Linked DNA regions of Homo sapiens: region 2 is linked to region 1. Evidence: chromatin contacts called from ENCODE Hi-C or POLR2A ChIA-PET data. All regions are on one chromosome and are shown on one strand. The core of a region is the stretch at or near the end of the contact, and the rest is flanking DNA. Distances in the headings are between cores, read along the strand shown.

What was found. Hi-C counts contacts between places; a loop is a spot of excess contacts on that map. ChIA-PET counts read pairs that join two places held with the same protein, here RNA polymerase II (POLR2A). Pooled maps may share reads with other maps.
Region 2: a map with no recorded cell type shows a loop between it and region 1 (3-fold over the local background). The contact joins the enhancer-like site here to the promoter of HSD17B3-AS1 in region 1. A Hi-C loop is called at or near these places in 1 of 37 single-sample maps with no recorded cell type and 8 of 50 pooled maps. POLR2A ChIA-PET finds 5 or more read pairs at or near these places in 1 of 52 experiments (activated CD4-positive, alpha-beta T cell).

Annotation. Positions count from the first base shown.
Region 1 is chr9:96,244,631-96,248,512 of GRCh38, forward strand. It overlaps HSD17B3-AS1 (HSD17B3 antisense RNA 1), which reads left to right and starts at 1,833. Exons shown (of 3, transcript NR_146524.1): 1 at 1,833-1,979; 2 at 2,593-2,705. It overlaps HSD17B3 (hydroxysteroid 17-beta dehydrogenase 3), which reads right to left. Exons shown (of 11, transcript NM_000197.2): 7 at 1,926-1,960; 8 at 715-796. SLC35D2-HSD17B3 (SLC35D2-HSD17B3 readthrough) reads right to left here. Exons shown (of 26, transcript NR_182427.1): 22 at 1,926-1,960; 23 at 715-796.
Region 2 is chr9:96,482,417-96,486,298 of GRCh38, forward strand. It overlaps HABP4 (hyaluronan binding protein 4), which reads left to right. Exons shown (of 8, transcript NM_014282.4): 6 at 2,046-2,217. Among named protein-coding and RNA genes, the nearest start is that of HABP4, 34 kb to the left of the region's middle. Within about 2 kb of position 2,120, at least 2 of the 41 ENCODE cell types and tissues checked have a DNase peak (open chromatin) inside an H3K27ac peak, as active enhancers do.

The sequences.
Region 1 (3,882 bases), core at 583-3,082:
ACTAAGCAAGTAGATCTCAGGGGTCCTCACCACAAAAAAAAAACCGGTAAGTATGTGAGGTCATGGATATGTTAATTCGCTTGACTTGATCGTTTCACAACATATACATATATTAAAATATCACCTTGCATACTATAAATAGACACAATTTTTATTTGTCAAGTACGCCTTAATAAAGCTGGAGAGTGGGGCAGAAAGAGGGTAAGGGAAAAAATGAACCAGCTTGCCTTGATGGGAGTTAGCACTTCATCCCCCGGTCTGGGAAGAGGACCTCCCACTCAGCAGGAAAATCTGTTTTGGGATAAATCCATCCCTAGGGCCCCTGCATAGATTAACCTCCCTTGTACAGCGCCCCCTCCTCCTCAGGCTGTTTTTATGACTAGGGCATGGGGACACCAGGCTAGATCTCCCAGTCTGGAAGGAAGCTACAGTGTCACTTGTCAGCAGGAAGATGGCAAGGGCTCCCAGAGGAGGTGAGTGGGGCAGGCATCCCCGGAGGCTGGCCAAGTTGTGCACCGCAGGGCTTCGTGTGCCCAGAGCAGGTGCTTTATTCTAATTTTCTCTTGGACTTCCCAGTGAGTAGCTCAGCCCTGCACATAAGAGAGCATCTCCAGGTAAACCTTTCCATCAACTTGCCAGATGATCAAAGGAAATTGCCAACTGGGAGAAATAAGAGGAAGAAGGAAGAGACTTGGAAGTCATGACATCACTCACCTTGGAAGCTGAGTACATGGAGTAGAGAGGCCAAGGAAACAGGGCTATCCCAGAAGAAATGTTCAGGATGAGACCTTTCTGCCTGAAAGGCAAAGAAGCAAAGTTCCCATGGCTTTGTTGCCCTACCTGACCTTGAGTACAAAGAAAACAAAGGGTCCCGTGTGAACACTGCCGGACTCGACCCTTTCTAGGCTTCCGCAAGTGCTAGGGGCTCTGCTTCTAGGAATGGTAAGTGAACTTCCCCTACCTTCCCCTGGAGGGCGCCACACAGAGATGTCTGGATTTCCGCCGCACAGTGATGCCACCTGGCAGTCATGTGACATCATATAATGTGAGGGGCTTGCTCTTGGAAACAGGCTGTGCTACAACTGAGGTCTCTCCACCAAAATACTGATAACCAGCTCAGCTCAGGATTTAAGGGGAGAGAATCCTTCTCCCTTAAATGTGACCACATGAGCTGCCGGTCCCTTTGGACTCAGGACCCACAGCTGGACAGATGTCACATGGTGGAATATTGTCTTGGATAGAATTTCACAGTACAGGACCTGCTCACACAGATACCCTATGCAAGTCTCCAGGAGCCTTACTTGTCCTTTTGAAATTTAATATTCTTAATCCTTCCCAATTAGACGGATACAATGGAGGGGCAGGGGACAAGAAACTGCAAATTAGAATCCAAGGCCAAGCCCCTTCTTCCTCTAGGGAAGATAAGCTATCAAGCATTTGCTTTTAATGAACACACCTGAGAAAAACCAACTCCCAAATGGGCATTGGAATAGGGTGACATAAATATGGAATAAGTGGAGGAGCTGACAGGGCAGTGATTTTCACAATAAATTGGAGTATTCTCTCTGACAAAAGCTGAAATTCCTAACAAAGAGATGGTCTTGATCTCGGGCCAACTTCTGAAGTTTTCTTTTACACTCAACATTAGTTAATTTTTCTTTAATCCAGTGTGTGCTGAAACTGCCGTTCTCTTCCTCCCTCCAATGTGTGTTACGTTTGACCTTCACATGAGCTTGTCTGTCTGCAGAGCTGGCCTGGCCCAGAACGTTATGTTTTTTTTCCCATAATCACCGTGTGCTTTCATCATAGCTGTTATCGTTTGTTAAAGCACAGCCAGATGGACTCTGTGTCCCCAGTCCCTGAGTTAGCTGACCGCCAGGGCAGGGAGGCCATGTTGCTCCACACTTTTTTGAAGAAGGCCTTACCTTGATTCCATATGTTTCAGAATTAGCTGTGTCATCTACAAGAGAAGGCCAAAGGTAAGCCCGACAAGGAACTAAGTAGCAGTGCAAGGGGGCGGGATGGAAACAGGGAAGGGAGCGCGGGAGGAAGCTGGGAAAGAGCCTCATCTTCTCAGACGGCCTTGAAAATTGCTGGCACTCATTGGAGGTCACTCTGGCCACATTAGAGTCTGCCTGGAACCCACAGGAGCCAACCTAGACAAATGACAGGCTGCTCTGGGGCCTCTGATTTCTTCCCCCTAAAGCTAATGTCTTCCTGGAAAATGAGGGCAGTGAAAAATTGGGGGAATTGGCTTACAGCTGTGGGACCAACACTGAGGTTCCCATGATACTCTTCATTCTGTGGGACAGGCAAAAGTGGACTGGCCATGAGTTGGAATTGGGGAACTATGGGGAAACCTAACAAGACTCTGTAGAGAGAAGGACACCTCTTTGATTCAACAGCAACCGCTTACGCAGCCTGCAGCTAGGCTATGAAATAGCTCCGTGGACACAGTGCATGGCCACTCCTGTGTATTGGAATTACAAGAGCCTTGAGAGGCCCCTTCCCCCTCCCAGCCTAGAGACCCCTGAAAAGGTCTTCTCTGCCATTTCAGGAGCCTAAAAGAACTTTTTGTTTCAAAATTACAAGGTACACATTTTACAAATGAAGGAAGAGGCAACCCCATGGACTGAAATGTTCTCTGAAGTAGAATTGACCGCAATCAGGCCTGGCAGGCCTGGAGCAGATCCTGACTGCAGCAGGTTTGAGACAAGGGACCCAAGTGAAAGGAGAGGGGTGGAGACATCAAGGCACCTGGGGACCGGAAGACACAGGCTGCCCATTTCTCCATGCTGTCCAGGGGCCCTGCAGCAGCTCCTCAGAGGTGCCCACTCCCAGGCCAGGCCCCAGCCTGTCTCAGAGCCTCCAGGGAATGTCTTCGCTGCTGGGGGGCCAGGGGGCCAGGGCAGTGGAGGGGGTGGGGCTCTCTAGAACCACTGGGCTGCCTCTGCAACACTGGATTTTGGGGAAGAAGAGGGAGGATGAGGGGCGAGATAGTGTCAGACCGCTTTCCGTGAATGACTTCATAGGGATATTATATGAGCCTTGTCAGCCAGCACCCACATTGCCTCGAAGCCTCCCGAATGAACTCACTAGCCCTGTTGGCTGAATGATCCCAATGAGAGAGACAACACTGAATCTCGTGGGTCCCCGCCTCAAGGCTTCCAATGTTCAGTTTCTTATTCCACCTTCCCTTTGCCCTCAAATGCATATTCTCCCATCCCTGCCCCGAAAGAGAACTCGACTATCTCCAGACGGCTTCTTTAAAATAGTGCAGCTTCACTAGTCATGCTTCTAACCAGCATGGTTCACTGGGGCGTGGTATACTTAGAAGCTAAACTTCAATTTATTTTATTTCATACTTAGGGAACTTAGTGTTTATCAATATATAATTTTTTTAAACAAATCAAAGCATTTCTCTGCTAAAGGAGTCAGAGGGTTGTCAAGTGCATTTGGGAAATACCTATGATCAAACAGCCCAAGACTAAAAGGTCAGTTGTAAAATAACGTGAAAGACTTTAGTGGTAAGGCTGCAGATGACAGTTAGACATATAAAACTCATAATTACATCAGCTGGGGGCTCCAAAAAGCCATCAATTGCTAAGCACAAAAAGATGTGTGTACCCAATAGCAACTGAGCAAGAAACCATAAAATACCAGCATGCTTATAGAAAAACAACCAAATAGTTATTGTCCGCCCAACTTATTCACCTGAAAAGAAAAAATTTTTTGTCTACTCTGCCTCCATTTCCCCTCCTTATCTTAACAGCAACCTGGCTTTCTTTGGGAAATCTGTCCTCCCCTACTTCCAGTCCATGTTGTTCAGATGGGTGAGACTGAGCCTTCTGCTAGTCTCCAACCAGGGTCCCAGCTCCTTGA
Region 2 (3,882 bases), core at 870-3,369, 240 kb after region 1:
GCATCAAGTTTTCAGCTTCATTCATGTTGTAGCATGTGCCAGTCTTCATTTCTGTTTTTCTTTTTTTGTGTGTATTTTTGTGATGATTTTCAAATCTACGATTTTAATCCTTTTAAAGTGTACAATTCAGTGGCATTTAGTACATTCAGAGTGTTATGCAACCATCACCATGATCTGGCTCCAGAAGGTTGTTATCATCCCAAAAGGAAACCCCATGCCCATTCAGCAGTCACTCCCTATCCTCCCTCCCTGCAGCCCTGGCCACCACTGACCTGCCTCCTGTCTGTGTGAATCTGGCTCCTCTGAATATTTCATGTAAATGGAATCATACACAGAAGTCTTTTCTGCCTGGTTTATTTCACTTGCATCATTTTTTCAAGGTTTGTTCATGTCGTAATGTGTATTAATACTTTGTTTCTTTTTATTGCCAGATAATATTCCAAAAAATGTGCCATATTTGGTTTATCCACTCATTAGTTAATAGACATTTAGGTTGTGTCCACTTTTTGGCTATTATGAATAGCACTGCAGTGAACACTTGGGTTTAAGTTTTCATGTGGATGTGTGTTTTCATTTCTCTTGGGTATAAACCCAGGAGTGAAATTTCCGGGTCAGAGGCTAACTCAGCTTAGATTTTTGAGGAACCGCCAGACTGCTTTCCAAAGAGGCTACACCATTTCACATTCCCACTGGCAGTGTATGTGGGTTCCAGTTTCTCCACATCCTCCCCAACGCTTGTCAAATGTCGTTTTGGTTCTAACCATCCCACTGGGTGTGGACTGGTGCAGCTCTGTGGTTTTGACTTGTCTTTCTCTAATAGCTAATGATGTGCAACATCTTACTGCCTATTTGTATATCTTCTCTGGAAAAATGTTCACTCAGATCCTTGCCTTTTTTGGGGGGAGGGTGGTCATTTGTCTCAACTAAAGAGGACTTGTATCTAGAATTCATAAAGCATTCTTTTTTTTTTTTTTAAAGAGACAGTGTCTCATTCTGTTGCCCAAGGTGGAACACAGTGGCCATTCACACGTGTGATCATAGCTCACTGCAGCCTCAGATGCCTGGCCTCAAGCGATCCTCCCACCTCAGCCCCCTGAGTAGCTAGGACTATCGGCATGAGCCACCACGCTTGGCTGTTCATAAAGAATTCTTTATGTATTCTAGATACAAGTCCCTTGTGAGATATATTATTTGTAAATATTTTATCCCATTTTGTGGACTGTCTTTTTACTTTCTTGATGGTGTCCTTTGTAGTATAAAAGTATCTGATGATGTTCAATGTATGTACTTTTGTTGCTTGTTTTTTTGGTGTCATGTGGAAGAAACCATTGCCCAGTCCAGGGTTAAGAAAGTTTCTGCCTAGGTTTTCTGCTAAGAGTTTTATATTTTAGCTCTTGTATTTATGGTGTGAGGTAGGTCTAACTTCATTCTTTCTTTTGGTGTGTGTGGATATCCAGTTGCCCAAGCACCGTTTGTTGAAAATACTTTTCATTCTCCATTGAATTGTCTTTGGCACCACGGTTGGAAAAAAAAAATCAGTTGACCGTAAATGTGAGGGTTTATTTCTGGACTCTGAATTCTTTGCTCTCAATCTATATTTCTGTCTTTTGTTTTCTTTTTAAAACTCATTAAAGAGGATATTTGCAAAAGTATGCATTCATGAGCCACTGCTTTAAAACTTGTTTATGGTTTCCTGTATTTTATTTCAACCCATTGTCCATAATTACCTCATTTTGTCTGTCATGCTGTCTGGAAGGGAGTGCCAGTGGTGAAGTGTGATGTTAATGTCATCAGGATGGTGATGTTCCCATTTTTCAAAGATTGATTTGAACACAGATAGGAAGTATCTTCTGTTGGCAGTGATGACATAAAATGTTGAAAATGAAATATGGAAGCTTGTGAGTCAAAGATTTCCTTACCTTATTTGCATTTGAAATGCAGTACCACAAAAATATGTTGAATTAATGGTTATAACTTTTTCTTTATAAAGTAGACATTTTAGTACCATCAAAAAGTATTCTTTATGATTATATATCTCTTTATAGAGTTCCTGAGTTGGAGGTAGAAGAAGAAACCCAAGTTCAAGAGATGACTTTAGATGAGTGGAAAAATCTTCAAGAACAGACCAGACCAAAGCCTGAGTTTAACATCCGGAAACCAGAATCCACTGTTCCTTCCAAAGCCGTGGTGATTCACAAGTCAAAATACAGAGATGATGTAAGCATTGCATTTCGTATGTAGAGGTAATCTTTACTTTTACCTTACTGGAAGTGAAATGTACCTTTCCACTTCTGTCTTGAAAATGGAACATTAGTAGTTGGCAGTCTTTGTTTCTAATCAGAGATGATGCATGCCTAATTTTACTGTATTGTTCATTAAGAAAAGGAATTGAAACTTGAGGTATTGACAGATGCACAGAGCAGTTAGAGTGACAGTGCATCTTCTGCTCACCCTGGGACTATGCGGGTACTGTACACATACTGTGTATTAACTGTATTTCATTTTTCTCAAGGGAGAGTTACAGATTGTGTCTTGTACAATTCAGAGTTAATCAAAGGAGAACTACACTCTGTGTCCCCTGAGTAGGTTACTTTCAACTCTGTTTCTTGATAAGAGCATTTCACTGAGTAGTTGATGACTTTTTTTTTTTTTTGAGATGGAGTTTCGCTCTTGTTGCCCAGGCTGGAGTGCAGTGGCGCGATCTTGGCTCACCGCAACCTCCGCCTCCCGGGTTCAAGCGATTCTCGTGCCTCAGCCTCCCAAGTAGCTGGGATTACAGGCATGCGCCACCACCCCGGCTAATTTTGTATTTTTAGTAGAGACGGGGCTTTTCCATGTTGGTCAGGCTGGTCTTGAACTCCCGACCTCAGGTGATCCACCAGCCTCAGCCTTCTAAAGTGCTGGGATTACAGGCGTGAGCCACTGCACCTGGCCGAGTAGTTGATGACTTTTTAAACTGTGGTTGAGGTTCCATGCACTTCTGACGCCTTTCCCATGTTGGTTCAGCAGCTTTGCGCCCCCTGCCTAACTGCAGACGTGGCGGGAGATGAGTCCCCGAACGCTTGGCTGCTCGGTCAGGCACTGCCACAGCGGCCAGCGTGCTGCAGGGGTTGCTCAGGGAGCTCCTCCGTGTTGTGAGGCCTTATTGCTCACGGCTTACGTCCAGCTCTTCTCAGAAGCTTCAGTTTTGCAGGGAGAGGTTTCGGGGAAACATCTAGCAGCATATGTTGATAGGGATGCCATGGGGTCATCAAGTCCCCGACTTGTTACTGAACTTAAGGCTAGGTCCACTGAAGCATTCCCATTATGGGATTTAGAATCTGTATCATTCCATCTACAGCTTGATACCAGTCACTATTTCGAGGTGGGAGTGAGCAGGTAGCAGGTTCTTCCTCTCTGTGGGGTATTAGTTATTGATTTTCATGTGGAATCTCAGGAATGTTATGCTATTGTAGAGTTGTCATTTACACTTTGGTTAGTTTCATTTTCTGAGTGAGTACTTTGATTAGGTGTCATTTAAGATACAGGGTTCTTGGGAGGCCAAGGCAGGTGGATCACCTGAGGTCAGGAGTTCGAGACCAGCCTAGCCAACATAGTGAAACCCTGTCTCTACTAAAAATACAAAAACTAGCCGGGCGGTTGGCGGGTGCCTGTAGTCCCAGCTACTCGGGAGGCTGAGGCAGGAGAATCGCTTGAACCCGGGAAGCAGAGGTTGCAGCAAGCCGAGATCACGCCATTGCACTCCAGCCTGGGCAACAAAGTGAGACTTCGTCTCCAAACAAAACAAAAAAAAAGATACAGGATTCTCTCCCATCCTCTTGTTTTGGTCAGTCCAAGCTGTAGGAGGCCTTACTGAGTTTTGAGCTGTTCCACAAGAAATGG